Linked DNA regions of Mus musculus: region 2 is linked to region 1. Evidence: chromatin loops called from intact Hi-C (ENCODE). Cell type or tissue: gastrocnemius. All regions are shown on one strand. Each heading gives the region's core, and the rest is flanking DNA. Links, peaks and the distances in the headings are about the cores only. Region 1 overlaps Cym (chymosin). Region 2 holds the start of Lamtor5 (late endosomal/lysosomal adaptor, MAPK and MTOR activator 5).

The links. A loop is a pair of places that touch in the nucleus more often than their neighbours do. Peaks named below come from ENCODE experiments on the same cell type or tissue, not always from the same donor. Only the 100,000 strongest peaks of a DNase experiment are listed, where the experiment ranks them.
Region 2: a loop joins it to region 1, with 6 times the contacts of the local background. A loop is called at or near these places in 15 of 42 quality-filtered maps.

The regions. Positions count from the first base shown.
Region 1 is chr3:107,197,665-107,213,644 of GRCm38, reverse strand. It overlaps Cym (chymosin), which reads left to right. Exons shown (of 9, transcript NM_001111143.1): 7 at 122-266; 8 at 773-871; 9 at 2,151-2,350. The coding sequence ends at 2,282. Among named protein-coding and RNA genes, the nearest start is that of Cym, 16 kb to the left of the region's middle. In gastrocnemius, for the core only: no CTCF peak of the experiment used is centred there; DNase peaks (open chromatin) are centred at 7,455 and 7,940; H3K27ac peaks cover 1,069 bases.
Region 2 is chr3:107,268,449-107,284,428 of GRCm38, reverse strand. Lamtor5 (late endosomal/lysosomal adaptor, MAPK and MTOR activator 5) reads right to left here and starts at 5,571. Exons shown (of 4, transcript NM_026774.2): 1 at 5,316-5,571; 2 at 4,498-4,559; 3 at 2,403-2,520; 4 at 347-794. The coding sequence starts at 5,512. The coding sequence ends at 734. In gastrocnemius, for the core only: a CTCF peak has its summit at 8,233; DNase peaks (open chromatin) are centred at 5,448, 6,035 and 10,412; H3K4me3 peaks cover 1,897 bases; H3K27ac peaks cover 1,186 bases.

The DNA.
Region 1 (15,980 bases), core at 4,855-12,854:
GCTCAAAGGAGGGATTTGGACTTCCCTTCTTCCTTGAGGATTCTGACATGGGTAGGAAGGACCCGGGGGAGAAGGCTGGTTATAGGTTGGTACCCTGAAGCCCTTCTATTTAATTTTCTAGGATCACAATCAATGGTGAAGTGGTGGCTTGTCAAGGTGGCTGCCCTGCCGTTCTGGACACAGGCACTGCCCTGTTGACGGGGCCTGGTAGAGACATCCTCAATATTCAGCAAGTCATTGGAGCTGTGCAAGGCCATAATGACCAGGTAAGGTCAGGTCCTCCCCTTACTTCCAGAAACTCCCTGAATCAAGAGCCCCTTTCTACACAGAAGAAATGTTGAAGGAGAATGTTGGGTGAGCCCATTTGTTAAAAGTGGCCAATGCTTTCCTTCCAGCGTTGGTCTGCCCTTGCTGTGAGAGCTTTATGCTTCCTTTGCATGGTGGCTATCATCTGTTTCCTGGTCCTGAGAGCCTATGCCTTTTGTGGCTTGGTAACCTTTGCTGCACCTTCTTGTTCTACTCAGTCCACCGCTACCACCAGTCAACCCCTCTCCCTTTTTCCTGAGATACTTGTACACTTTGGCTAGTCATATAAGGAAGACACTGTCCATGTGTTGCTGAAAGCTGATACCTCCAGTGGGACTATGTTTTGAGACCCGGCCCCATCTGGACAGCCTCCATTTCCCTTGAGAAGAGTCATACATTGTGGAGGAAGGAGTTCTGTACCATCAGTGCCTCTTTTAATAAGTGACATTCTTCTTTCTTCTCTTAGTTTGACATCGACTGCTGGAGGCTGGACATCATGCCCACCGTTGTCTTTGAGATCCATGGTAGGGAGTTCCCACTGCCACCCTACGCTTATACCAACCAGGTATGCACTTCCAGAGATGCTCTGGGTCTATCTAGCATCCCTTCCCCCTGGAACTTTGATGAAGACTAATGGTGTGGGCCAGACCAAGAATACCAGGCCTCTTGGATGGGTCACAGTATTTATCATTGACCTTCTTTGTGTGGCCACTATAGAGTCTTGCTGAGAGAAACAGAAAACAGGAAGGACAGTGGAGGAAGGATATAAATTGGATCCAAACTACCCATCAGGGCCTCTATCCACTGTTCAAGTTTCCAAGCCCTGGTGGCTTAGAATTCCACCTAGGGTTTCCTTGGCTCTTTTTGGCTGTTGTGGGCCTGCTGGTCTCAATGTGGCCAGATCCTGAGTACCCTAAACTAATGACGATTAGAGTGATGGATGCTGAGAGTCTGATGGTAAGGGGTTGGAAATGTGGGGTACAGTACATGGGGTCAGGACTCAGAGTCACAGGGCCTCACCAAATCACCGAAGATTAAGTCAATTTAATTTTCTTAAGATCTATTTATTTATTTAAGCCTTTAATTCCAGTATGTGGGAATCAGGGGCAAGAGGATTTCTGTGAGTTTGAGGCTAGCCTGATCTACATAGTGAGCTCCAGGACAGCCAGGGCTACATAGAAAGACACTGTCTCAAAAAACAAAACAAAATTTTGATGTTTTCTTTTATCTGAGTATTTTGTCCACATGCATGTCTACATAGTATGTGAGCCTAGTGCCCACAGGGGTCAGAATAGGATGTCAGATCCCTTGGAACTAGAGTTACCATTGGATGTGAGCCATCATGTGGGTGCTGGAAACTGAAACTGGGTCCTCTGGAAAAGCAACAAGTGCCTGGTAACTCCTAAGCTCTCTCTTCAGTTCATTGTTTTAAATTTTAATTATTTTTAACATGTGTGTGTGTGTGTGTGTGTGTGTGTGTGTGTGTGTGTGTGTGTGTATGTGCGTGCGTGCGTGTGTAGAGGCCAGTGAATGCATGTGAATACAGTTGCCTGTAGAGGCCAGAAGAGGGCAAAAGATCCCCTGGAGCCGGGCTTACAGAAAGTTTTGAGCCACCCAATGTACGTACTGGGATCTCTGGTCCTCTGCAAGAAGCGGGTTCTGGTAATTGCTGAGCAATCTCTTCAGCCCCTATTTTCTTCATCTGTTGAGTGTGATGAATCTCATTCTCTTTGCTTGCCTGGGAAAGTGATTGCAGGATGCAATGAGACAACAGAGTAACTGAGTGATGGGGGAGAAAACCCTTGCCATTGAATCCAACCTCATCGCACTCTTGCTTCTTCCAGGTCCAGGGCTTCTGCTCCAGTGGCTTCAAGCAGGGCTCCCACATGTGGATCCTTGGGGATGTTTTCATTCGGGAGTTCTACAGTGTGTTTGACAGAGCCAACAATCGTGTTGGGCTGGCCAAGGCTATCTGATTATACACCCCCCCACACACACACAATTTATCAAGTGGAACGTTCCCAATAAACACAGCATTTCTTGAAAGACTGTTTCCTCTTGTTTTGAAGGGCACTGGAGCTCTGCACCAATATGAGGTTGGGCCGAGGCTGCCATGTGGGCAGAGCTGTGGGGAGGGATGGGGATAGGGTTGGTAGGTAGAAATGGGATGCCTATTTTGAACTGTGATGGAGGGGACTAGGTCTGTGTTGCCCGCCTGACTTTCCACTCTAGAACTTTCTAGAAAATGGTATCTGAGGAGTAGAGGTAGGGCGTCAGGGCTGAGTCGAGAGCACTCTGCCCACAGAGAGGTCATCTCCAGCTTCACAAAGAGTAGGATTTCGTTGCTCTTGCGGACATGGATCGGAGATGCAAAATGCCTTGGCAGGGTCCAGGGTCATACATTGTTGTTTATCTTGGGTGGTTACGAACCTGGATGTTGTCCGGTTCTTTCTTAGGGCCACAGGTGACCATTGGTGCTCCAGCACACTCATGGTGGTCGGCCTTGAGGCTGGTAGTTGAGGTCAGGTGCCAGCAGCCAAGTTCCCATTGAGGACTGGGTGTCAAGTAGATGGAGGGTCTCCACCTTCAGCCTTACACATTCTTCCTGAAAGGGCCGCTCTGGAGAGCCAGACCTCACAATGAGAGCAAGGGGTTGAAGGTAGATTGGCTTGTTCTGTTTTTTTCCCTCAGTCACCTTGGGGCACAGGCACATAGGCTTCCAAGGGAGATCTCCAGAGCTTGGGGGTCTGTGCTCAGTCCCTAGGAAGTACTCTTCTGGGCCCGCACATGTGTGCTTCCGCTCCCTTGTCTCTTTTTCTTTGCATGCATGGATATGTACGTGTGCAGGAGCACATGTGGACGTCAGAGGGCAGCCTTGAGCATCATCCTTGGGAACACTGTCTTTTGAGGCAGGATCTCTCTCTGCCCTGGAGCTCACCAACTAGGCTAGACTGGCTGACTGAGGACCCTCAGGGATTCTCCTGTCTCTGACTCAGTCCTGGGCTTACAGATTTGTACCGATATGCCCAGCATCTTTATATGGGTTCTGGGGCCCACACTCAGGTCCTCATGCTTGCAAAGCAAGTGCCTTATTGGCTGTGGTGTCTCCTAAGCCCTGGCACTGCCTTCATTTGATGGGCTTTTCCCTAGGACGATATGAGAGCTCAGACTCCAGTTATCATCAGTCTTTTATAGTCTCAGTGTTATCACAATGACAGTGAAGGATTAGACTTGGTTGTACTTATGAAGTCAACTCACTTCCTCCTGGAAGACCCACTTTGTCTTGACCACCGTCTGGTCCTGCAAATGGGGAGGAGCTATAAGATAGGCTGTGTCTCAGGGGCTGGGAGCTCCTGATTTGGCCTTGATACTTCAGAGGAGATTAAAGAGGGCAGTGGTGGTCATTGTGGAATGTTATTACTGACTGGTCCATCTAGAGGCATCTCTTGGGTCTTTCTCAGAGTTATCAAGATGAGGGACCAGGACAATGGGGTCTGCAGAGGGGTAGGTGTGGCCTCTAACAGTGAAGGCACAGAACTGGGCTATGAGACTGAGGAATGACTCCAACTATATCCCTAGGGAGCTGAGAGTCTGGGATGGCTTGGGGCAGAGGTTATGAGACTATAAGGGGTTTCAGGACAGGGGGTGGTGCCTGCAGTGGTCAAGCCCTGGTCTCTGAGCCTCAGGGATCCAGGAAAGCTAAGTTAATTTTTAAGGCGTAAGTAAGTCTCACTTTTCATAGACCAATACTGTCTATGTGTGATGAGTGAGACAGAATTGGGCCATGTTCATTACTTTCAGCCTTTGCGTAGATTTTTTTTAAAAAAGCAAAAGAGTTATTGGATAAGCTTATAAAAATCTTGTCACGTGCCTTAAAGGTTTACATTTGACAATTGTATTTTAAACACTCAAGCCTTACTTGGAGACCATGGATAAAGTCTAAATGTGGCGACATAAATGCAGGGCTTGGATAGAACAGCATCACCCCATAGTGCTCACCTAGCCCTGGTAGTATTCCCTGTTATGAGCTGTTACAGTAAGCCTGGTGTAGCATCCTCATCCTGGGCTTCTCTGGTTATGAGCTGCATCGCGAGCTGTGGCCTTGATTCTTCTGCTGACTCAGGCCAATGCTCTACCTGTAATGTTCTCCTGCTAGCATCTTATGGATGTGTTTCAGACATCACCAGATCTCAGATCAAACTGTCTGTCTTTGGAGTGTTCTTGACCAGGCAGGTGCTTAGTTTTGATCATGTGGGTGGGAGGAGCACTAGCTGCCTTTAGAGAGTTACTGTTTACAAAGGGTCTCCTGAGTGCTGGGCCTGGGCCCAGCTTTCCAGGGGCTCTGCTAGGGATGAATAAAGGAGCCACCAGCACATCTAACTGTGGTGTGGTCTGGGGGCTGGTCGGGGAGATGCTCTGCAGGGCTAGGCTGGCACTTCCTACTCTCTGTGTCTGGTGGTGGACCAGGTTGGGGGGGAGGAACAGCAGAGGCCCCTGGGTGGCTGTTGTGTACAGCCTTACCCAGCACCCAGTTGCAGGGTTTTGGGCCACCTTCTGTACTCTTCTTAGCTCACCTTCTTCTTCTTCGCTCATCTTCAGCAATCCTCATGCTTCAGACAACTTCAATATCATCTGCTCTAGGAGGGTACCCTGATCTGTCGTTTAAAACAGAACATTTGAGCCATGCATGCACCCATCTCTGGAGATGCTGCAGGACAGTGGGGGTCTATCTGTCCTCTGAATCCTCTGCTGTGTGGTAGGGTAGAGTTTCTGGCATAACACTGAGGCTCAGCTTATCCCTGCGGGCAGCTGTGCCTTTGTAACATGAGTGAGAACACCTCCAATAGGATGGCATGAAGAGTGCTTGTGAGAAACACACACACACACACACACACACACACACACACACACTCACTCACAGACATACAGATACACATACAGACACACACTCAGATTCAGATATACACACACATACACCCACAGATATACCCACAGACACACTCACCACACATAAAGATACACACATACAAACACACCTACACACAGACACACATAGACATGCACAGACATACAATACTGACAGACAGACAGACAGACAGACACACACCAGCCATCCCCCCCCAACCTCCCCATCACTAAGCTCCTTGCCAGTTCTCATCCTAATAAGAGGAAGTGTTAGCCCAGGGAGCCGCTTGGGAAGGAAGCCTTTGAAATGGAAATGTTATGACAAAATGATGGATTGTTTTCCTGGGGCTGTGCAGCTTGTTTCTTTCCAGTGGCAGAAGGGAAAACAGAACAGACAGGAATGGCAGGGACTGCCCCATGGCAGAGTCCAGAATGGCATGGCTCAGTGATAACCACACTGAGAGCCGGAAGTGAGGACTTGGGGAAGGTGAGGGCAGCTGAGGGATGAAGCCTGGCTGCTGTCACTTAGCTCTGCTCATCCCTGAGGGCACAGCATGCAGCAACTGTGGGAAGAGCACAGTACCAACACCAAGAGGGACATCAGGACTGTCCATCTGCCTGTGTGTACCCAGACTCACACAGCTTGCCTCTGCCATCTCTGCTGTCCTGAGGCGTGCTGTGTTCCTCGCCTTCTCTACCTTCACGTGCGCCTCAACCTTCGTGCCAGCTTGAGCATCACCTCCTCTGAGAAGGAACTTGTTAGTCCCAAACCCTCTTTTACTAAATGGCAGGAATAACTGATGGCTGAGTCCTACCCCTAAGTTGTCACTTGTCATTTTAGAATGGGACACACTGCTCTAGGCACTGTGTCCATTAGTAAGCACAGAGAAAGGACCTCCTATGTGGTCTCTTTTGTAGACACACAGACATATGAATGCATCTGGAAGCAAAGCTCCTTATCTAGTGTTTTCCTGGAATGCACAAGGTCCTGGCTTCGATTCTCAGTGCTGCAAATTAGACAAAAGAAAACACCCCAAATCAAGCAAGCAGGAAGTGCATGTGGTTATTGGTGTGTTTTATAAAAAGATAAGGGAGAGAAGGAATACATTTGGTGAAGGTACAGTCAGGTGTGGGGAAGGGGGTGCCTCTGTTGGCCCATCCTTTTCCCCTGAGGGACAAGCCACACATTGTTGGTATAGTATAGAATAGAGTTGATTTAGGGCATGACATGGGGAGGGGAATTGAGGGAGTAGAGACAGAGAAAGGCAGAGAGAGAAAGGGAGGGAGAGAGAGGGGGGGGAGAGGTGCGTTGGCCATGAGCACATGGGGGGATGGAGAGAGAGAGGGAACAGGAGTAAGGGAACAGAGAAAGAGTAAGAGAGCAGGAGGAGTGAGAGAGGAGGAGGAGGAGGAGGCTAGCAGCCCCTTTTATAGTGAGTCAGACACACTATAGTTGCCAGGCAACTGTGGGGCAGAGCCTAGACTAAAGGCCAACAGTTATCAGTGGGTTTGAGTGGAGAGTTTGAACAAGACTAAGAATATTGAGCTTGAAAGTGAGGCCAGAAAGGCAGGGTCAATGAGAACGCAAAGATATGAAAAAGATATGGGCAAAGATATGAAAGAATGTTAGCAGTGCACTAGGAGGGAGAGAACCTGTGGGTTGTTCAGTGTCAAACCAGAGTCAAATGCTAACTGAAGTGCTCATTAACATATCAAAGCAGACACGGGTTCTCCCAGCATCCCTCAGTCCCTACTTGCTACAGGGTATGACTAGTATCCCCTGTCCCCTACCCTAAACTCTTTCAGCCCAGGGCTTCCCGAGCTGCCCTTCCCTATATGATCTAACCAGTTTGGCTACCTGGCCCTTCCCTTTCATCCCCTGGCCTCTTGGTCTGGTTCTCCCTTCTCACATAGCTCAGGATCATGTCCACTCAGGACTCTCTTAAATGTCCCTGCTTCTGGCTACTCTCGCCCTTTATCTACAGTGAGGTTTTCCCTTCACCATACCTAGGAGCAGCCATGCCTTTTTTATTTTATTTTTCATTCATGGGTAAACATGAATACACTATTTATTTTTCATATTTTCTGGCTTTCTAATGAAAGATGAGTCATTTCCAACTCTTTATAGCGTTTAGCGTTGGCATAGAATTGTTCTGTATTAATGTGCTTAATGTTGAGTGAATAAACAAACACAGGATCTTCAATTTTCCAGCCCAGGAGGCAGCTCTAGTCCTGGAGCGCCCTCTAGTGACCAGACCAACTTAGAGCATCTTGTTTATACCTTGGGACATTCTTGGCCACTTCAGGTGACTTTGGGGGCAGTGGTCAAGTAGACAATAGAGTTGACTGTCTCCCTCATGCAAAGCATAGTGGCAGCTTCTTCAGGACACAGATAAAAAAGGAGTCCCAGTCTTCGACCCCATAACTCCAGATATCTCTGATTAGCTTTTCTTTCTGTTTTTGGTCTCCAGAGTCCTGTCTCTCCAATCTTTCTGGAATGTTGTGATACTGGGTTTGTGTGCTGAGCTGAGCTGTCCGGGGAGAATGTGTCTACTGTGTGTGTCTTAAGGGATTCAGGGCAGCACTGGTCTTCCAGGTCAGCAGGGAATCCTGCCCCACCCCTCCTCAGCATTTACAGTGCTAGCATCTGACCCACGAGATCCTATGGGGATTTGGGGCTGGTGCCAAGGCTGGGCTTGAATGAGATGGGTGTCTTAGGATTTTCATGGTCGTGAAGAGATACCATGACCCTGGCAACTCTTATAAAACAAAACATTTAATTGGGGCTGACTTACATTTCAGAGGTTTAGTCTATTATGGCGGGAAGCATGGCAGCGTCTAGGCAGATATGGTGCTGGAGAAGAATCTGGGAGTTCTACATCTTGATCTGAAGGCAGCCAGGAGGAGACTGGCCCAACACTGGTCAGAGATTGATCACCAAAGACCTCAAAGCCTGCCCCCACAGTGACACAATTCTGCCAACAAGTCCATGCCTACTCCAACAAGGCCACACCTCCTCATAGTGCCACACCTCATGGACTAGGCATTCAAACACATGAGTCTATGGGATCCAAACATTCTAACCACCACAATGGGAAAACTCATTTCCCTCTTCTCTTTGGTAGAGTTTCACTTCTCTTTTGAGGACTGTGGTGGCCTTGGAAGTCTCCTCTGGTATGGGAGATGCAGTCTCCAATAGCCATGGTTGAAGCTTTACCCCTGGGTTCCAAGTTCAGGCCATGACACTTGAGAACCTTCTTCTTTCCTAGGACTCTGCTTAGCATCTGGACTAGAGTAACTGTGCCATTAGAGCTTTCTTCCTAAGGCGCATGAGAGGGAACAGGAGTCTGCAGATAAGCCTGTGTGCTTCTCTGGCAGTGTTCTGTAGGGTCAGTCATACCTCCTGCAGCTTTGAACTGGTGCTAGGACAATATGAAAGTAATGTCTTCCCCTGTGACCTCCAACCACAGCCACAGTCTCCATCCCAGATCTCAGGGACACAGATCTCAGCGCATGTTCTCCACGTGTGAGGACAATAAGTAAATAATAGAGAAAAGTGTTTTCCTGAGTCCACAGGATGCCCAGAAGTCCTCCGCACAGCCAACAGAGACAAATGAGATTAGAAATCTGGACTCTAAAGAAATTGTCTTTCGCCAGAGTCAGAGGAACTGGACATAAGACTCCACATGGACATGCCCATCACTGGATGCCAGCCTGGCTGTAGATCTGAACCAGCCTTGTAGGATTTATTTGGATTCAAGAGGGACAAGAAGAGCTTCTGTAGCTTGCAAGTCAATCCCTGTGGAGTCTAGTGGGTGTTTGCACATATGTCTCCTGGACAATTTTTTCTGTCAAGTCCTGCATCCTAGAAGAGATGTTTGCTTGGAGTGACATCCTACAAGAGCTGGCAGCAAATAGAAGAGGTGGCTCAACAAGGCACCGATTCTGAAGTTGGGCTGCAAAGAGCCTGAGATTCTCTTCGGTCATTTCTTGCTCACTCTGGGAATGCAAGAACTGTGTTGTGAGCAGTGGTGTGGTGAAGTCTCTGTGGCAGAGGTCTGACTCTGACCTCTAGTAACAGCTAAAGAGGAACTGGCCCTGCTAGTCTGTGAGCTTGGAAGTCCTCCAAACCCAGCAAATGTTGAGGTGTCAGAAGCACAGGACAGCCACCAGGGGATCCAGGTAATGTTTGGGAGATATCAAGTTGCTTTAAGTTGGTGGACATTGTAGGATGAAGCTGTGACTTTTAAAGAAACACATTCTTAGTTTTGCACCAATTCTTTCCTTCTTCCTCAGTTCTTGCATTTTATAAAGATATGTTGACTATCTACTACACACTTGGCTAATATAGAATGCACTATACTATACTATAATTATTGAGGTGATGATATTTAAAGGACGCAGGCAAGTGACCCTGAACTCAAACTGCAGTAGGTTTTGTCCTAGGCACCCTCCACCTCACAGTCTGATCTCCTTAAATCTGCCACGGGACAGTCACATCTTCATTGACCTCCATTCTGCTTTGGAAGTGTCTGTTCCAGTTTGCTAAAGACTATCATGCAGTATACTGTTTGATTCTCACTGTAGTCTCAGGAGCTTGTGTTTATTGTAACTGTTAGCAAACGGGGAAGCCGAGGCCCAGGGAGATTCCTCTTTAAGAAGCCATTTTACTTTCCTTCGCTCCTTCTTTAGCTCCACATCTCCACCCAACTCTGAGAAAAAGGTTGCTCACTTTGCTCTTTCTAGTTCTTTAAACCTAGAAGAAATGGATCCTCTGTTCTCTTTTCACGTGCTTTTGAGTGGCCTAAGAAGAAACTTCTTCCTAGTTTGTTTCCCTATTGCCCCTCGTCCTTGTCTCTCTCCTCTTCTCTCTCTCTGTCTGTCTCTGTCTCTCTCTGGAAACAATGCAAGGTCAAGTCTGTTGGCTTCTGTTCTCGGGACATCCAGGACCATCCTTCTGCCTTTCTTGCTGCATCTGGAACTTCCCTGACCGCATTTATGCTCAACATTGAGCTCCCTCCCAGGCTCAGAGTCTTTTCGAGTTGGTTGTGGCCGTGTGTCATTCAGTGAGAAGAACGTGAACTTGTTCAGTTACACTCCCCACATCTAGGGTTGATTCACAAAAGGTCAGTGTTGCCACTTGATGGGTAGGGAGTGCGGGTGGGGTGGGGGAGGCTGGCTTCCTGTGACCTCACAGGGAGAGATCAGGAAATTAGAAAGGTAAACTATAAGGAAAGGCCTCTTACTTACAGGGAGGGTGAGAGTTCCTGGATCTTCTGTACCTCATAGGGGCAGAGCTGCTCCTCCTTGGCTGTCTCTGTAACCCCGGAGACAGACTGAGCATCTGGTCATAGCAGGAACCCGAGGGTTACTTGAGGAAAACAGCAGTTTCGTGTCTATACCCTAACCAAGCTGATCGTTGGCACCCTGTGTCAAATCAGTTATTTTTGGCTTAGATTTTGAGAAAAAAAATGGAGAATTCAGGGTCTGCACACAAAATTCAGGGCCAATAAGCTACTTAAATCAAGCTTTCTGGGTTTGCCTAGAGATGTAGTTTAGTGTGTTGAATGCTTGCCTAAAATGTAGGAGGTTCTGGGTTGGATCTCCAGCCCTGCATAACACTGGCAGTTATGGTGGATGCCTGTGATCTCAGCATTATGGAGATGGGGGCAGGGAGATCAGAAGTTCAAGGTCCTCCTTGGTTATATAGTCTGGGCTATCTGTATAAGACCCAGAGACTGGGTCTTAAGGAAAGCAACAACAACAACAACAACAACAACAACAACATGGCTGCAAAGTTACCTCAGTTAGTAATGGATTTTCATAAGCATGAAGATTGATTCCACAGAAATCAAATTGAGGATAAAAAATAGGAATAAAAACAAAAAGTCAGGCATGCTAGTTCAGACTGGACAGGGAGAAGCAGGTAGGTCCTAGGGCCTCATTGGCTGGCCAGGTTAGCCTACTTGGCAAGGAGTTTCAGGTCACAGAGAGGCTGTCTGAAAATAAAAACGTTAGCACCTGAGAAATGACATTTGAGGTTGTTTTATGACCTACACACACACACACACACACACACACACACACACACACACACACACACACACACACACTCACATACATGTCATTTGCACATACATTTGCACAGACAGACACATGAACACATATCATCACTACCACCACCACCACTACCACCCAAGAAACATTTTTTCAGGTGGACCATAATTAATGTCAATTCGGTGTCAATTTGGGAAGCATGGGGATTCTTGGTGGGCTCTGACTTGGTCCTTTTATGTCTCAGTCCTTCCTTTTTTGATCACTTATTATGTACCCGACACAGTCCTGGGGTCATTACACTCAAAGAATGCAGCTGTGACCCCTGCAGAGTTTATAAGTGACAGGTGGGCTTTTATCCTAGGCTCTACCCACCATCCGCAGACTATTTATCTGTCATTTAAGTGTCAAGTCACTGTTTGCACACTCCTGGTTTGCATGGGAACCTGTATAGCTTGCTGAGTTTCACAGAGCACCCTGTTTAAATCTCACGATAATCTTACTAGTGTGGTGTTTTTGTTACTTCTGTATTGTTATATTTATATTTTGCGCATGCGGGAGCCCTGCAGACTGCAGAGGGCTCAGCCATCACCCCTCTGGTTCTGAGACATACAAGATCACCCAGAATTCCTTCCTAAGGAGAGAGTCACGCCTTCTCTCCCCAAGCCTCTGACTGACACTTCAGCAATGGGAGTAAAATAGCATTCATTATCTCGTGACATTTCCAAGGAAGCCCTTTACCTCCGCCTCCCCTGAGATTCCATAACAAAAGTTTGTCTGATCTTCCTCTCCCTCTTTGCCAACCCCCAGCTCCTTTTCATCTCCCTGTTTGAGGGCAAATGTTCTCCTGACAGCAGTCCCCAGGGAGACTGGGCTGTCTTTCTTTCTTTCCCTTCAAAGAGCCTTTGAGCACTCCACTCAGCCTGGTGGATGGGGCATGTTTCATCTTTCAGTAGGCTCCAATCAACTGCTGAGCAGGGAAGGGCACCTTGTGAGTTTCCTTCATAGGGAGGGAGAGGGTGAGACCCTGGCATCTGGCCTAGGTGGACTCCCTGTTCCCGTGGGAGGGCTGCTTTGTTCTTCTGAGCCCACTGAGATGGGCAGAGGCTGCTCCAGCCGGTGAGCAATGCAGATAGCCATGGTTGAAGGAGAGAGACCACCAGATTGTTAGTCCTGAGCCTCTTGAAGGGAAGTCCTTGAAGAAAAGCCCTCGAAGGATGTGGCTGGGTCCTCAGAGAGGCCTTCAGCTGCCTTTTGGGTTTCCCTCTTCTTGCTCTTCTGAGTCTTGACTGAGTCCTGTGGGATCCTTCTCTTATAGAAAGTTCCTTCCCACTATTTACAGAGCTGTAGACTCCATGACAGTAAGTCGCTCTATACACAAAGGGCACATAACACAACTTGAGCTTCTTTGTGGACACATCTCCTGCCTCAGTTGAACAAAACTACTTCAGCATCAGCAGGCAGCTGGCAACTCTCGGGGAGAGTTTTACTTACTTACTGTTATAGTGTCTCCAACCCAGACACCAACCCTCTGCAGTCAGGTTAGGGACCCCAGAGGGAGCAGGGAGAGGGCAGCCTCCTCTCTCTGTGCTTCTCTGGGTGGGCCTGTCTTAGGTTTCTGTTACTGTGATAGCCACCAAGACCAAAAGCAACTTAGGGAGGAAGGGTTTATTTGGCTTGTTACAGATTATAATCCACCATCAAGAGAAGCCAAGGCAGGAACTCAAGGCAGGGACTTGGAGGCAGGAACTGAAGCAGAAGTCATGGAGGAACGCTGCCTACTGACTTGCTCCCTGTAGCTTACTCAGCCTGCTTTCTTAAACTGTCCAGGAGGGCTGGGTCCTCTCATATTAATCATCAGTCAGGAACATGCCCTGCAGATTTGCCTACAGGCCAATTCGATGGAGGCATTTTCTGGACTAAGAGCTCTTCTCCCCAGCTACACCTAAGCTTGTGTCAAGATGACAAAAACCAGCCAGCACATAACCATCATCTCATTTCTCAGTGGAAACTAGAGATTTGAATATTTTCTATTACAAACATTTTGGACATACATAACAATAAAAATAGTAAAAATGAGCCACATAAATACACCACCTGCATTGATCATCTCCTGCATTTGATAATTTTCAAGAATTTGGTGCCCTTGTTTGATGTATTTGTCGGTACATGTGGCACATACACGTGAGTGTGCAGCGCTCGCAGTCACACACATGCAGAGGCCAGAGCAGAGCAGGATGCTGAGTGTCTCCTCTGTTGCTCTCCACCTTGTTATTTTGAGGCAGTGTAGGCCCAGAAAGTCATGAGATAAGAGAAGCCAGTTTGGAGCATGAGTGAGGTTGAGATGAAACCCTGAAAACGTTATCCCTAGACTGGCAGGAATAGGACTGTTTCCTTCTTGCTCTGGGCCTATATGTCCTGTTACACGTAGCCTATACAACACCTACCTCTACCACCCTTGAGGTAGTCCCAAAGTACAAGTTTAACTTCCTCTTTCCTATATAAGGACGTGTCCAGCAAGCACCTGGAATCTCTCCTCAAGCAATGAAGTGTTCCCAGCATCTCAGCCCAGCCAATGATGTATACTTACCCCAAATCTCTCCCCACTCCCAAGGGTTTAGAGAACCCTTATTCACCCCCAATAAACAGAGATGTTTCACTAAAACCTGGGAGGCTGTTTCTCCCCTCACATCACTGCAGGGATGTGTGGTGTCACACATCCAGGGGGCGAAGCTTCTTTACTTCCAGTCTAGCTTGGTGTACAATGACGCCTGGACACCGCAAGGGGAGAAGCACACCTGGGCAGGCAAGTCAGGGTCTCTCACTGAGGAAAATCCTCCCTGTTTTGGTTACGCTGTCTGGCCTGTGAGCTCTCAGGATCTACCATTGAGTTCAGTTTGTTTTCTTTAGGGTAATTAGAAAAGAGCTTAAAGGGATAATTAATTAACTCAACAAGTATTAAATATCTACCATATACTATAAACAGTCACTTTGAATATAACTGGATCAAAAAAAAACCCACCTTTTAAACATTAACATTTTAAACGAGGAATCAGCTCATAAAGGACATTATTTATACAAACACACATTCTCTCTCTCTCTCTCTCTCTCTCTCTCTCTCTCTCTCTCTCTCTGCTTTAAGTAAGGATAAAGCTGTGAACTGAGGGCTGCTAGTCTCCCTGTCTCCCTGTCCTACAGAGATTGTTCACTCTGGGCATGAGGAAGCCATCCAGCAGAACATAGGAGGAGAAATCAAGAGCTCTAAAGTGGAGTTTAAGACCCCAGATGCCACCACCCCATTCTTGGCCTTCCTCTTGGCAGTTCTCAGTTCTGGGAGCCGTACAATCTGAACAAAATGGATTCAGTCTGGGCTGAGTTTCTGTCACTTGTGACTGAAAGCATCCGCCTAACTTACTCCTGCACCAGCTTGTGCACTCCTATTTGAGACTTGAGGAAGGCAGAGTAGCCCAGCAGGGCCAGCTTCTGAGAACCTGTGAGGAGCACAGGTCTGTGCCCAGGTGGTTGTGATGCAGTCTTGTAAAATCCCCCTTCCCAGACCAAAAGATACAAAGGTGGACCAGGAGGGACTGGGACAGCAGAGGTGACTCTAACCAGCCTGTCCAATGTCCCAGAACCTCAGGGAACGAGCTATGCAGGACTATGGTACAACACCTTTAGTTTGGCTGGGAGGGGGAAGCATTGAGGTTTACAACACAGGTATTAGGTTTCTGACCCAGAAGGTGTGAGAGAGAATAATTGGCTATTGTCACATCTGCCAATTTGGTGTTCCCTTCACTGAGGTGGCTCTGTCACAGGAAAAATATTACTAAACTTCTTGAAGATTCGATTTCTCACCAGTTAAATGGAAATAATATCTGCTTTGTAGTAATTAATTTGAGATAAAAACCACCCATGCATAGCAGCTAAAACACAACAGTTGGTTATTAATTGTGATAGTATCCAAACTCTGGCTACACTCTGCATCCTACATCAGGTAGTTTGATTATCTTATGTGTATGTGTGTGCTTTTGTGCATATGTGTTCTTTTTACCTGTGGAGGCCAGAAGATAATGTCTGATGTCATTCCTCATATTGTCTCCTTTTTTTTCTTTCTTTTTTGAGTTAGGGTCTGTCACTGTCCTGGAACATGCCAAGTAGGCTAGGCTGGCTGACAGAGAGCCCAAGGGATCAGCTTGCCGCTGCCTTCTCAGCACTGATGTTACCAGTGTGTGCCACCACCCTGGACTTTTTAAAAACATGGGCTCTGGGTATTGGACTCATTTCTTTGTGCTTTTAAGACACTCTATTGTCTCACAGATTTCCCCAGCTCATTGATCAACTTTTATGCTGTCCCTAGACTCAGTTTACTTGTGCTGAGGGCTGTGATCTGACTGGGACTATAAAGGCAAGTTCTTTCTGTAACTGTCAATTATTTCCAAAGGAAAGCATTCATAAAGTAACCACTCATTAATTTATGTGAGCCCTCCCACATAAACTATCAACTGTCTATCTATCTATCTATCTATCTATCTATCTATCTATCTATCTATCTATCTATTTATCTATTATCTATCTATCTATCTATCTATCTATCTATCTATCTATCATCTATCTGTCATCTATCTCCCACTGAGTTGTTTGGGATGCCCATATATGAATGGGTGTGGGGCCAGGCACTGGAGCACAGTCAATTTACCAGGGACCACACCCCTAAA
Region 2 (15,980 bases), core at 3,807-11,806, 72 kb before region 1:
TAAGTTCTTAAGTTCTGATGGTGACCATGCTAGCCCCTAGGCTTTGGTTACACACAACAACCAGGAGTACCTATCCTATTTTATAATGAGAAATAAGTTTCTGGTCTTACTAAGGACTCAATGATATGTCCTTTGTCACTTAGGTTGAGGGAAATATTTGATCCATCTTCCCTTGCATAAGAACACAGACATTTTAAGACACCGAAAGAGAAACAAGTAGTTTGGGATAGAGATCTTTTAGAGAAAAAAAAAAAAAAAAAAAAACCAAAAAACCCACAATTTGATAACTGAAAAAAGAAAAGTGAGCATTAAGTAGGAATTTTAAAAGACCAGAAATGAACCAAACTTTCCTCAGAACAGGTTTATTGGCCATAATGAAGTTCTATATACAAAGTGACCTAAACCTTAGTGACAAATGCTTTAATTCCAGGATGTATGTGTTTAAAGCAGGAAGACCATACATTTGAAGTCAGCCTGGGCTACATAGTTCTAGGCCATGATGGGCTGTGATCCTGGACTACAGTGACTGTCACCAAAGAGCAGAGTGACAAAAGCCCAAACAATTGCTCCTCTCTAACTGATGTCTTGGTAACTGGCTGTCATATAAATAAGGGAGTCCACATTGGACATTAACTGAATGGCCTATTTCTGGAACTTTAATAGTTTTACAAATGAGCTGAGACAGGCATGACTGAATCCCGGTGAGAGGCCACTGGAGAGCTGACATCAGATGTCAAGAGGCCATTTTGTGCACAGCCACTGTGATGCCATCGTGTTTCTGGATCATAATGTTCCTGAAAAGCCAAAAAGAAAATATTCAGCAAACTCTTAATGCATGTGTCTCAGTGTAAGATTAAATTTATTTAGTTTAAATATATTTATGTTTAGATGACAGCATATTTATCTATATTCTCATACAAAACCAAATATGAACAGTCCCTGTTGACAGGTGTCCGTCACCAACCCCTAGTGCCATAGCCTCTCCATACTTCCCACCCAGAAAGGGGACTACATTCTCAAACCAAGAGCCAAGTCTTCCGCTAAGAAACATGAATAAATAAATAGCACAGATGGGCATGAACAGTTGAGGATTGTGGGCAAATCTAATTATAACATAAAGAAATTAATCCTTTTAATTAAAAAAAATTTTTAAAAAGTAATCCTTAACCCTACTACTCAACATGATTCTGATTTTTATTTTTTCCTGGAGGTTTTGGTGGTATTGTTGGAGTTAGAATCTAGAGCCTTGCACATGCTATCACTAGCCTAGCCTCCTTCCTGGTCCTAATTTTTAGATTAGATTTTTAAAAAATATATGTATGTGTCTGTCCGTGTGTGTCATTATACACACTGGTGCCTGAGAAGGCCAGCGAGTGGTGTTGGTTCCTCTGGAGTTGGAGTTATAAGTGGTTGTGAACTTCCAAATGTGGGTGCTGGGAACTGACACAGGTCCTCTGGGAGAGTGCCATGTGCTTTCAACCACTGAGCCGCCTCCCCAGCTCTTAATTCTTATTTATGTTACTTATTTTGGGGGTCTGTATGTGTGCCACTGCTTGCATGACAACGTCAGGGTGTTTGTCTCCTCAGTCATGTGGGTTCCAGGTATGGAGTTCCAGTCATCAGACTTGGCAGCAAGCACGTCTATTTGCTTAGCCATCTTGCTGGCTCCTGGTTCTAATTTTAATTTGTATATATTTATACATATATCGATATTAATATCTTCTTTTTCCCTTGCCCCAAACTGACCAAAGTATGCATTTTTAAAGGTTCACATACTCTATCTCTGTGCAGGTGTGCACATACAGGTGTGTGCATGTACACACACCTATGTATAGGCACGGAGGTCAGAAGAAGGTGCTGGGTGTCCTCTATTACTGTGCAACTATCCTTTGATGTGTGGTCTTATCCCTGAGCCTGAGCCTCATTTTCTCTGCTACACTGGAGGACAGCCAGCTCCAACAATCCTCCCATCTCTGCCCACCCCCTCGCCCCTGACTGAGGGCTGAGGTTGCAGGTGTTTGTTGTGTGGGTGCTGGGGTACTAGTATATAAGCTCTCATCCTCGGGACTGTGGCTCTTAAGCACTGGCATTTCTCCAGCCCCACAGTTTTGTTTTCTTCCTTTTATCACTTAGCATCTGAATAAAGATCTTTATCTAGGAATATCTTTAAGACCTTACTTTAGGGAATTCTATGCAGCTAATCATTTTTTGTGTTTTTACTGTTTTTCCTTTATTGGAGTGGCAAACTGATAGTTCTTATTTTAATGAAGTTCTGTTCTCATGAGGCCTGGATGTCCAATGGCTCTGTGGTGCATTGACTAATGAACTACCACTGAATGCAGGGGAAAGCCCAATCAAGTTTTTCAGAACAAAAAGAAAGGGGTGTGCTGGTATGTACTCACCCATTATCTGATTCTAAACATACCACAGGGATGTCGGTGGGGTCAGAGGTTAGCCTAGCTGCCTGCTGGGCTAGAACAGATATGACTCCAGCGTGCTCATCCGACAGGGTACCACGGCCTAGAGAATAGTGAGAAGTGTCTAAAAATTAATATAAACCTATAGTTTAGTATCTCCTCCAGAATTATTTGTGAAAAAGAAACTCCGCTCACGGCCTTTTTGCCTTTAGGTTAAGTACTGACAAGAAAGGATCTCTCTCACCTGGTACTCAGCTGAGTCCATTAGTGAGAAAGCCTGGCAATTGTTCTTAAATCAGCAAAGTCGTAAACGACATGTAGTTTTCAGAGTTATTCCCCTCACTATCTCTAAACACCTTCTCAAGCATATAAGGAAGCTGTAATTCAAGTCATCTGATGGTAGTAACTATTTTATAGGAACCTTGCTGAAACCAAGAAATTCAAAGGCGAGAGTGACAAAAAGCATTCAGTATGGATAAGGGGCTTGTTGATGCTAATTAATTCCTTATGGGAAATCTGAGTTTCTCTTCCTATGCTCAATCTCAAAGAAGCAGCCATTACTCAGAAGTCCAGTTGTAAGATCACCTTGCCAGCATATGTGAAGACCTGTGAGCAACTATTTCTGCTAGCAGAAGCTAGCTGGGCTCCTTTCAAATGTCCCCCGAGTCTTTACTATTACTTTGACTTGTATTAACTAAATCAGGCTCTAGGCACAAAAGGTAACCACCAAGCTTATTATAGATCCCTGAAATAAAGGGGTTTACTTACACCTAAAACTAAGGTAGTAGACAATATAACCTGGCAGAAATTCTGGATTGACTATTACTACATAAAAAATCCGTAGGCCAAAGTGCAGCCCGGAAATCTATTGGAAATAGCAACTTCGCACCTTGAAGGTTTTACTTAGTTTTTTTTTTTCCTCCACATTTGCATTTAAAGAGTTTTCATTAGTAACTTGGCAAATGCTTCAAAAAAATTTACCTTTGTTCCAAATGGCTGCTTTTTGTATAAGACATAACTATATTACTTTTGTCAGGTATCATACCAGCAAAAGATCAGAGCTCTAAAAAACCTGCATCAGTTATAAGGATTCTTGGGTTTACTAGTTTCTGACATTAATTAACTTTAGCTATTTACCTTTCTGGACTTAGTTCCTTATCTGTAATTGCTACAATTTATTGAACACCACACAAACACATCTTGGTTCTGTACTGGGTGTTTTAAGCTTTGGAGCCAGCTTTAAAAACATCCTATCTCAACCATTCATTAGGTGTTTGACCCTGGGCAAGGTACTTTTAAGCTTGCTAAATTTCTTGACCATAAAGGGCTTTGGTGGGGGGGGGGGGGCAGGAAGGGGGGTTATGTACGTTTTATAATGAAAACACTAAGAATAGTGCCTGGCTGGGCATGGTGATGCACACCTTTGTTCCCAGCATTCAAGGGATAGAGGCAGGCAGATCTCTGTGAGTTACAGGCCAGCATGGTCTACAAAGTTTGTTCCAGGACAGCCAGGGCCACGTAGAATAAGTTTTTAAAAAAAAATGTCTTAAGACAACACACACATAATGTATGTATGAAATAAAATAACCCAATGAAGAAACTGAAGCCCCAAGAGGCTCCTTCTGTTCGGCACTCATGTTGCTAGCAGACAGCATCGGAGAATGGGGTTGAAGTCAGACGTGTCTAACTAGGAAATCCCTATTTTTACTGACAATAACTTACTGTTGAGAGTGGCTGGACTAGCAGCCAGCATCATCCATTTTCAGGGTTATTGAGGCAATTAAGGAAATAGTGTAGCCTGACTGTGCCTGCACAGGGAATGCATTCAGTAAAGATGTCCTTATCTAAAGCCCTTTTCTAGACCACTTAAAATTTATTCAAAACCATTTTAGTAGGAACAGTTGTAGAACTGGGAGGAACATTTCTGCCTTTAAAATGCAACTGAAAGGCTTCAACCATCTACTCTTACTTGGAGATAGTCTCTATGCCCTAAAGGTAACAGGAATAAAAGCTAGAAAATAGTAGCAGTGTAAGTTAAGGCTCTCAGAACTTCAAAGGGAGGCTGGTAGGAGACACTTACAGCCCAGATTAAGTCCTTGTGAATCTGTGCATAGGACTCCAACAATGGATGGATTCTTCATTCTAATTTTGGGAGCACAAGAAAGATGAACCAGATGATGTGAAGAAAATATTTCAAATTACTGTAGTAAAACAGATTTTCTATGCACCGAGTATTAAGCACTTCAAATCAGCCCTTAAATTTTTTCGCCCCCTTTCAGAGGACAAACTGTGAGTTGTTTAAATAAACAAAACAAAACCCAAACCATTTTCTCAGGCACCTCTGCTTCACAAAGACACAAACAAGGCAGTTATCTTTAGGGCTCTGTCCTTGGTATAGAAGCATGCTCTAGGACTGCAACTCCTGAAGACAACTGTTAAATCTCAGTAACGGGAATTGCTCCTGGAGGGGATTAAGAAGCTCAAGGAGGAGGTGTCTTCTTGTAAGCCACTTTACACCTCCCAATTTTAAATTTTACAGAGATAGCTGAAAAACTTTACGGATATATTTACTTCACAAGCGCTGAGCAACTGACGGGCCACAAACGCGGGAAGATGTGCGTGAAAGTGCTTTGGCACTGCGGGGGCTCGATTTAGCACACCCGGGGCATCCTTCCCCAAACTTAATCCGTTTCCCAAACTTCTCAAGAGCTACTCGATTCTGCGAACACGCCTAACGAAACTTTACTACCCAGTAACGAGCGGCCCGGCCGTAGGCAGAAGTCACCCGCTCGCCGCCCCGAGTGCCCCAAACGCTTCCGCAGACACTCGCGGTCCATGCCGCTGTCCCATTCCAGCTCCCCTGTCCGGAGCCCAGGACCGGCCGCACGCACTACTCACGTGTCCTCCAAATGCTGCTCCAAAGTCGCCTCCATCCCGCAGGCTGTCCGCCCCAGGCCAGGACCCCGCAGCAAAACACTTCCTCCTTCACCGCAAACCTCGATCACGTGACTTGACCGAGGCGGGCGCCTGGACGGCGTCTCCAGAGGGACGAAATTCAGCGCGGCGCCGCGTCCGCGCTCTTTACGAAAAGGCATAGCTACTACCACAGGACCAGTGATGGCTGGCTTTCGATTGGGGGTGCTGGGCCTTCAAAGCAATCTGTAGTCGGGCCTCAGGGCCTTTTCCTGACCTAGCACTTGGACTTAGTGATTTTTAACCTTTGGATTTGGTTCAAGCAATTTCCAGTCCTAACCAGACGTAGACCTGGTTTAAATTTTAAAGTAACCAGCAGGTCTGGCATGGTCTCATCTATGCAATAGGCCAATCGCTAAGAAGACAGTGCTCAGTTTCTGACCCTAGGTCAAGAGGCTGAGGTGTATACTTTACCTATCAAAGCAGAACTGGCCTCCAGGTTCTGCATCCCTCAGTTCCCACCTGGCATACCTTGCCCCCAACCCTGAACTTTCCAGCCCAGGGGCTGGGCTGCCCTTCCCTTTCTATAGGGCTCCTTTCTATAGAATCCAGACATTTTGGTCTCCTTCTCCTTTTCTCTCTCTGCACACATTCCCCCTTCTCTCTTTCTTCCTTCCTTTCCCAGGAAACTTCGCTGGCCTTGGTCCTTGGGGCCAGTGAACTCACCCACCGGCTGGCAGCTTCCCAATAAACCTGCCTTTAACATCATCTACTCTGGTTTAAATTGATTCATTTCACCAACATCGGAGGAGAAGTAACCTATCACACAGGGCCGATGGGGAGGGGTGCACACACGGGACTAAAGGAAGAGATGGCACACGTTGAAACCCCAAACTGCGTGCTGGGAAAGTGTCAGAATCTTAACATTGGTACCTTCTTTGTTCTCGTAGGTTGGCCTCGAATTCTCCCACCTTTGTCCTGTGATTTACTGCCATGTGCCATATTTAATTTGCATTGATACTTCTAATAGCTAGGTCATGGGAAGTTTTAGGGGGAAGAAATTAGGTTTAAGTTTTAGGTGTTAGTGAAGACCGTGTATTATTACTTTAAAATAACTGAGCTTTAAAATTTTTATTCCCTTTTCTGTTTTAGAGACAGTATCTCATATACCCCTCATTGCCCTCAAATTTGCAGTGTGTCCGAGGCTGGCCTTGAAGTATTGATCTCTCTGCTTTTACTTCCCAAGTGCTGGGATTACACCAACATGCCTGGGTTTAAAAACTTTAGAATAAACTAACCACTCATAGTCCTACTGTGAAGAGATGATAGTTTGATAAGGATATTTTGGAGACTATCTTTTCCATATGGCTATCTTTGCAAATGTATTATTTGAATTTTTTTTGTTTTTTGTTTTTTGTTTTTTTTTTTTTTTTGTTTTTCGAGACAGGGTTTCTCTGTGTAGCCCTGGCTGTCCTGGAACTCACTCTGTAGAGAAATGTTTTTTAAAAGCAAAATCAATATACATACTATATATACAATTCTGAATTATGTAGCAGGGATTCTTCACAGAATTTATTATAAATACCTTTTCAGGACAGTAAGTTTTTATTTACTTTGTTTGTAATAGTTGCAAAACACACCAACTTTGTTATCATAGCTACACCTAAAGTGAACTTACTGTTCATTAGTGACCAATTAAGTTGCTCTTGTGTCCCCTCCCTACCCTCTGTCCTGGTGGTACCAGGTTCTGTGCTGGTTGAATATTCTTTAGCCCAATATTGTGCATTTAAATTTTTTCTTCATGGTTAATTACTAGAAATAGAATTGTTTGGTCAAAAGTTATGGTCATTTTCAAGAAAAATATATATATGTATATATATTATTTACATGAAGAAGGGTTTATGAAAACAAGGGTGTGTCCATGGCTCATCTCTACCCCTTCCTGTGTAGCGTGCCTTGCACTTAGCTTCCTCTAGCAATCTGATCTCTGGCATTTACTCAGTCTGTTTTTTGATCTGGTGCCCATAATAGAAGAGGCCAAGGCTTAGCCACCCGCTCACCATTCACCATATTGTTAAAATGAAGCTCGCAGAATTATTATTACTTTTTAACTTTACAGTGCAGGGTTATCTCTAACATGTGATTCTCCTGCCTCAGCCTTCTAATGCTCTAATATGAGCCCCATATTTGGCTATGCTTCCAGAATTGTGTGTTTGTATGTATGTTCATGTGTGTCTTGATGCATGTGTATACTTGGATTCAGTGTGTTTGCAGATATTCATGCACGTATGTGCATGTGCAGTTGGGGGTCAGAGGTCAGCCTTGTCTTGTTCCTCAGGTGCCATTAAACTCTTTTGTTTGAGACAGGGTCTATCGATAGTTTGGGGCTTGATTAGGCTAGCCTGACTGGCCAGCTTCCCCAGGGATCTCCCTGTCCCAACCCATCTCAGCCTTTTCAATGTTGGGATTACATGTGTGCCACCATGCCCCAGGCAGTTATCCATGGGATCTGGAAACCAAGCCCATGTCTTCATGCTTGCAAGGTAAGAATGCTGACTAAGACATCTCCCCAGCTCCTGGCTCTAGAATTCTAACTTTCTTGGGATTCCAGTTTATGGGGTGTAATTTGGGCTTTGGAGAAATTACCTGAGTTATCAGGTAACACAATGTGGGCTATTCAGATTTTAGAACAGCACTCTAGAGATACCCTTAAAAGATAGCGTTAGAGCTGCGTAGCAGAGAGCATGCTGATGATCCCAGTACTTGGGAGGCTGGGCTAGGTGTTTAAAAACCTATTAGATACTATTCAAAGTAAAGTTTGCCCCAGTTGTCTTAAGAGAAAGCTAACACTATGCCTAAGGGAACAGTATCAGCTCTGCCTCCCTGTGGTCTCAAGTGGTAAAAATGTTACTGAATTGAGACCGCTTGGTTTGACCATTCTGTCTTGTTCTGTTAAGCGCCAAGCATCTGGCTTACCTAGGACTTTACTCAGGCTAGGTAAGTACTCTATGCCTGAGCTTTACCCTTAGCCCAGTTCTGCCTTTCTGAACCTCCACATTACTATTCAAACAGATATAATGTGAACCCCCTTTGTAGTTTTAAATAACCTGGGAGCCACATAAGGAAAACAGAAGAAATTAATTTTAACATGATTTTGTGTATCTAAGAAGTTATTTCAATATATAATTACTTTTAAAAAATACATTATTTTTCTCCCATCTTAAGTCCTTAAAATATGAAGTCTAGTTGCACTTTGTCACATTGCAGTTCAGACCGACCACATTTCAAGTACTCAGTCCCTTGAGTGAACATTGGCTCCTGTATTGTCAAATAGGTCTCCAGGGTATATCAAATAATCTCAAAGCCAGAAAAATGATTAAAAGATTTTCAGAATGCCTACAGCTTCTTAAGGTCTAAGCTAGGCCTTTCAGGGGAAGAGAAGAAATCAGGAAGAGGGAGGATTTGATGTGTGGGAAGTGACGGGGATAGGCTGTTGTCTCTCTGTCTCGCTTCCTTTGGTCCTGCACAGCTGGGTTGAGGGGAAGGAAAGCTATGTAAGCAGCCAAGTGCTGGGAACTAGGGTGGTGCTTCTGGGGGATGTCAGCTTTGCAACGCTTTCTGCTTTCTTTAGCATTCAGGGTCCTTGATGACTCCTCCAGTTTTGAATGCTGGGAGCTGGTTCTGGAATGATGGCGGGAAATCCCAAGCACCCATATCAGAGCATTGGACTCGATGGGTTGGAGTTTTTCTGTGTTTACTTAGCAGAAATGGATAGAATGCCTTCTCCATCTCCCCATGTGAGGCCCACGGAGAAACAGCTGGCTGTGTTAGCATTTTGTCTAAGCTCCGCCCCACAGTTACCTGGCAATGGCCAGGTATGCCTGACTCACTATAAAAGGGGTTACTTGCCCCCTCCTCCCTCTTGTTCTCTTGCCTCCCTGCTCTCACTCTGTCCTCTTGCCCCTTCTCCCTCTCTCCCCATCCACCCCACCACCACCACATGTCATGGCTCTAGCCTCTTCTCTTCTACTCTGTCTCTCTGCTTTTCTTTGTCTCTACTACCTCTCAACTCCCCTCCCCATGCCCTGAATAAACTGTTCTATACTATACTGTCTGTTGTGTGGCTGTGCGGCTCAGGGGGAAAGGATACCTCAGCATGGGCCAGCAGAGGAACCCCCCTTCCTCCACACCTGACTACACCTCCACCAAACATATTCCTCCCCTCTCTATCTTTTTATAAAACACAGCAGGCTACGCACTTCCTGGGGACACTGTTTATTAACATCTCTGTTTGAACGAAGGGCATTGGGGTTCCTTGTGGTATTGTCACAATACTTTGCTTTGCTTGATCTTCCTTCCCAACTTGTCTCCCCATTTTTTTGCTCCTGCTCTCAATACTCTTCTACCCTCACTAGTCCAATGTCTCTTCTTAAGTCTCCTATTTCTATCACATACCTCTAGCCCTTCCTTTAAACCTATTTCCCCCACCCCCATGATCTCCTTTCTAGAGGAGAGTTTAGATGGCATCCTTTGTGGAGCGAGATTTATATAAAGACTATGAAGTCTTTAACTTCAGTTTCTTTTGTTTCTCCCCTTCCTGCAAACAAGCTCTGAGAAAGGAGAGTTGCGGGTAGGCGCAACAGAGAATGTGAAAGTCCACATATCCCACTAAGGAGTGGAAGGAGGTACCGGGCCAGAACTCCAGATATTACATGCTGTCTTGGTGCTGTTTCCTTTGCCTTGACTCCTGCATAGACTCTGATAGACTCACTTAGGTACAGTATTGGTGGGCTATAGTGGTGTACCACTGTAATCCCAGCACTCAGGTTTTCTATGAATGTGAGCCTACCTGGACTACCTAGTAAGTTTGAAGACGGCCCGAGCTACACAAAAAGACCCTGTCAAAAATAATAAAAAATAAAAAGAAGATGGGGGGTATCTTTAATGGTGGGTCCAGCTCTGGGCACTGAGAGATGTGTTATCCCAGGGCTACCAACACTGGCCTCTGGACAACTCGAGTGCTTAGTCACAAGCCTTCAGTGCAATGAACCCTAATGAGCCACTAGGGGGCACCAAGGCCACAGAAAACTGCAAAATGAAGGGCCTAAGGAGTGTGTGTGTGTGTGTTCACTTGTAGGGGGTGAGGGCTGGAAGGAGGATGTATAAGCCTGCTGAGTTATTAGAGAGTGGAGAGTGTTAAATATCAAATGCGGGTGTCCTTGGAGTCAGAGGCATACATTTGAATCCTGGTAGCCAGGGCACCAGCCTCCCATGGGATCTCTGAGTGTCTGGGGAGCCTTTGATATAGGGGTACTGTATTCTGGTTCATCCAGGTGTGGGGAGGATAGCATGGGTTACCTTGTGTAAGAGAGGTTGGTGTGTTATGAAAGTCAATTTGAATAAGAAAATCTGTTTGTCTCCTTAGGTTGATTATAATCCAGATGATGCACAGGAGAAAATCACAGTGCCAAGAGATTGCTGCAGCCATCAGTCTCATATCCAAGAGATTGCTGCAGCCATCAGTCTCATATCCAAGAGATTGCTGCAGATATCAGTCTCATATCCAAGAGATTGCTGCAGCCATCAGTCTCATATCCAAGAGATTGCTGCAGATATCAGTCTCATATCCAAGAGATTGCTGCAGCCATCTGTCTCATATCCAAGAGATTGCTGCAGATATCAGTCTCATATCCAAGAGATTGCTGCAGCCATCAGTCTCATATCCAAGAGATTGCTGCAGATATCAGTCTCATATCCAAGAGATTGCTGCAGATATCAGTCTCATATCCAAGAGATTGCTGCAGATATCAGTCTCATATCCAAGAGATTGCTGCAGATATCAGTCTCATATCCACAGGAGAAGCTGAATCTACATAGCTTCCCTATAAAGCTGTGCCAAATGCCATAGTTATATTGATGTTATTATTAGATTTTCTACATATTCTATGTAAAATTATAAAGTACAATGAGAAAAAAAATCACCTGAAGCTCTAGCCCTGACTCTAAGAAGAAAAAGTCAAAAGTCAAGTAGAGCGGGCAGGAGGTAGGTAAGGTGGAGACAGGGAAGGTGTGTCACGGGGAATGCCAAAGTTTTGGCAGCTCAAGCATCTCATTCTAAGCTGCAGCATAGGGCTCTAGTGGGTGCCAGGGGTCGGGGGTCAGAGGTGGGCGGGCTCTAGTGGGTGCCAGGGGTCGGGGGTCAGAGGTGGGCGGGCTCTAGTGGGTGCCAGGGGTTGGGGGCCAGAGGTGGGTGGTCTCTAGTGGGTGCCAGGGGTCAGGGGTCAGAGGTGGGTGGGCTCTAGTGGGTGTCAGGGATCGGAGGTCAGAGGTGGACAGCACTGAGACTTGAGACCAGGTATAAACTTGGCTCTTGTTCATAGTATTAGTGGCATTAGCGGTTAGTGTGTAGGAGCTGATAACTATGTGACCAGGGACACACCCTTAATCACCACATTCCCCTCCCCCCCCTTTTTGTAGTAGCTAATATTACTATCTTTTGGTTACAGTTAAAAATGCAAAGCTCAGAAAACAACGCTGGGTACAGTCTCATACAACTGTAGTTCCAGAACACTGGAGGCAGAGGCCACAAGTTTGACAAGCTAGTCAGTTCTACACAGAGAGTTCCAAGCCAGCCAGGGCTACACAGATAATCTTGTCTATACCTAAACAAAACTTTGGCCAGATCGTCCTGCTTGAAAGTGGTGGAGTCTAATTGTTACTCTCCCCTGTATACTGCCCGACTCTGCCTAGAACACGGTCCTGGAATTCAGGTGCAGAGGTGGTGGAGACCCAGTGCACACCTCTTACTCTCGATATGACATATGAGGTCCAGAGAGGAGAGGTGTCTACTTTACAACATAAACCTCTTTTTGACATGGAATTCGATATTCCAAGCATCTCTAGCATGCTGCCAGATGCTATTGAACTGTAGTTAAATCTGCTTCAGAGGGAGTCACTGTTTTAAGTTAAATGTTAATCTCCCCCCATATTCGCATGTGAGGATCCAAAATCAAGTGCCTTAGATTGTGGGCATGTTTGCAGACAGGGCCTTTATAGATGGCAATCAAGTTAAAATGAAGAAGACATTAGTGTGGGCATTAACCTTATGTAATTGACATCCTTATATAACAAGACATGCACAGGGGAAAGGCAGGCTCCAGCTGCAAACATCTGTCTATAGGCCAAGGAGAGAAGCCTCGAACATATTTCTTCCTCACAGTCCTCAGAAGGAAACTATTCTGCCAAAACTTTGATTTGGGGCTTCTATTCTCCAGACTTGAGGGTAAACCACTCAATTGGTGATTCATTATAATGGTATCCCTGGGGAATGAGGGCCTTCATGAATCCAGAAAGCCCACAAGTCAAGCAGGATCATAGATACTTGGTGACTCTTTGTTAACAGAAGTACTAGTTGGAACGATTACCCTCCCAGAGGCAAAAAGAGAACAGATGAGCTTTCCAGCTTGCTCCCAGTATTGTTCTGTGGCTAAGATAGTTTTCTTCCATTGGACCTTGGCCAACCTATTTAACTTGGGCTTTGGATCTTCCTTTAAAGCTTTTATAGACATATGTGCCATGTACTTATGTCTTATGTGTTGGTGTGTGAGTGTGTGTGTGTGTGTGTGTGTGTGTGGGTGTGTGTGTGTGTGTGTACTATCATGCTCAGGAACTGCCTACATACTTTGAGACAGCATCTCTCATTGTCTTATAATTAACCAAAGAGGCTAGACTACCTGGCCAGCAATCCCAGGAATCTCTCTGTCTCTGTTGCTCATTGCAAGCGTATACTACCTTGCCCGGCATTTTTATACACATCTGGGGGTTGAATTCAGGTGTTCATGCTTTCAAGGTTTTACCAATGAGCCACACCTTCACCTCTTTGAACCTATTTTATATCAGAGCCTCAGCCTTAGAAGGTCCTAAAGAAACATGTAGTGAGCAAATGGGTGGGAAGATAAGCTGATGGCCACTCTTATCCAAGCTTCTCCAGCCATGGAGTAGGCAAGGACATAGGGATGGGGCTGTCAGTAAGTGAAGGATAAAGTTAGTCACTGTGTCCCAAAGCTGAGCTGAGTCCTGAGTCTAGAAGACACAGTGAAATATATTTTCGATGAGTCAAGGTGGGCTAAAAACATTTTGGAACAGGAAGCAATTTTTCCTTTGCTTTATTAATTTTGCTCCCAAGGATAAATGAGATACAGACTTCTATATCCAAGCCTTTATTAGATGCCCAGTTAATGCAACCATGACAAATGGGAATGAAGCCCTTATGAATAAAAAGATGATCAACACCAGCCTAAAAAAAAATTACAGAACAGAGAAAAGACAGCTTAGAGGAGCTGATAAAATACCCTGGCCTTAATTAGACTGTCTGCATCACGCATCAAATCAGACTTAATGTTAAGATTTATTGATTTAGAATTGGCTAAGTGAAATGAATTCTTGAAAATAAATGGAAAAGAAATTACCTGTATTAAATGTATTTCCAGGGCAGGCCTGTGCAGTGAGGCCCTTAGCTAAAGCAGGCTTATCTTTGCCTTGGCTATGTGTCACTCTACCCAATGACATGACTCTTGTGAGCCCAAGGTGGGTTCCAGAGACCCTATCTGTGGGGTTACACTGGATCCCATTGCCACCCAGCCCTGCCATTGCCCTAGCAGAGTCCTTGTTGTCAGGGAAACATCCTCATGTCTTTATTTCACCACCTACACCCTCAGTAAAGAACTACTGATTCTTACCTCAGGGGAAAGGGTGGTGGAGAGCAATCGTTCCCGATCTGTGTTTGCCCCTTTGGCAAACTTCTACCTCCAAAATATTTCCATTACAATTCATAACAACAGCAAAATGACAGTAGCAGTGAAAATAATTTTAATACACAGGAACTGCATTAAAGGGTCGCAGCCTTCGGAAGGGTGAGGACCGCTGCTGTAGAGACAGATGACCTCCTCATCTCTGCCCACTCTAACAGGTAGCAGAGTGTGTTTTCTTCCTGACTGCCAGTCTACGCTGCAATCCACATTTTGTGTCAAGGGGTTATTTGTGATCACAGCATCTCATTATCCTCTTGTGAGACCTTGGGCAAGTCCTGCAAAACTCTTGATGCAAAAAGAAAAAAAAAGTCCTGCAAAACCTCTTGCTGTCCTAGAATTCCAGGAGAGAATACACACAGAAGGCACTTCACAAATTCAGAGTGCATCAACGCTGTTTTTGTTGTTAGGATCTTAAGAAATGTAGCAGAGGCAAACTGAATCAGGCTAGGTTGCAAGCAGTTAAGGAGGGCTGTGTAGGCTTCATCTTAGGATTGCTACAACAACGCTATCAGCCTAGACAATATTGGAAGTGTGCTAAGGAGCGCAGCCTGAATGCCTACTCACAACCCAAACTACATGTGAAGAACACACCTTCGCCACAGGCACGACACTGTTCACATCTGCCCACAGCACTGGAAACACCTCTGCAGCCAGGACATAACCCATGCTATGCCCACTGCTGCCGCTCTTGCCAGCAAAGCAGAATGCTCCCAGAGTCTTTGAGCTGAGGTTCTGTGTAGGTAAACTTGAGCTTCAGTTGCAGAGGAGGTGTCGAAGGAGACATTCTTCTTTCCGTTCCTTTTTCTTTTGAAACATTCAAGCCCTGGATACAGACCAGGTCATTTACATGATTCTGGCCAGGAAACGTGGTTGTTTCAATGAGAATGGCCTCCTTAGGCTCATATTTTAGTGGTCACCTTGTCGGGTGTAGTGTGTCACTTGGGCGGGGTGGGCTCTGAGGTTTCAAAAGCTCATGCTAGGCTCAGTGGATCAGGATGTTAAGCTCACCCACTGCTCCAGTACCATGCCAATCTGCTTGCCTATCTGCTTTCTTCCATGACGAGCATGAGTTAGCCCTCTACCGCTGTAATCAAGTTCCCAATTAAATGCTTTCCTTTATAGGAGTTGCCTTGGTCGTGGTGTCTCTTCACAGCAATAGAACAGTGGCTAAGACAGCTTTAAGGGCCACCTCCAAAGGGATTTTTGAGTTGATAAGGGAAGAACTCAGGTTGGATGTCCATAGTCTGTCCACTACTTAGGGAACAACTTTATTGGGCAGCATGACACAGCAGGCAAAGGAGAGAGAGAGAGAGAGAGTACTCCCGTCTCTGCTGGGGAAAGCCAGTTCAACAAAAAGTTCAACAGAGCTGGTCATTTTGAGTGGTGTGTCCAGCAACAAGAGCCAGCTTCATGCTGTGGCCTCACTGCAGATTTAATTTCTTTATGGATCTTTTTTTTTTTTGCCCCAAGTTTGCCAAGTACTGTGCTGGGTTACAGGAAAGCAGGTGAGATTCTTTTCCCCAGGGAGCTTGTGTTCCACATAGTAAACATGTTAGACATGGCCTGGGAGATGGCTCATTCACTAAAGAGCTTAGCAGGAGCACCTGAGTTCAGCCCTCAGAAACTCCATAAAGCCAGGAGTGGTGCTGCAATCACAGCACTTGTAATCGCAGTGCTAGGGAGGCAGAGACAAGCAGGCCTCTAGGGCTCAAAGCCCAGCCAGCCTAGCTTGCTTGCTGAGTGATCTTGTGTCAGAAAACAGGATGCACAGCTCCTGAGGGACAACACCAAGGTTGTGAACGACCTTTACGTGTGCGTACACACATGCACACACATGCAC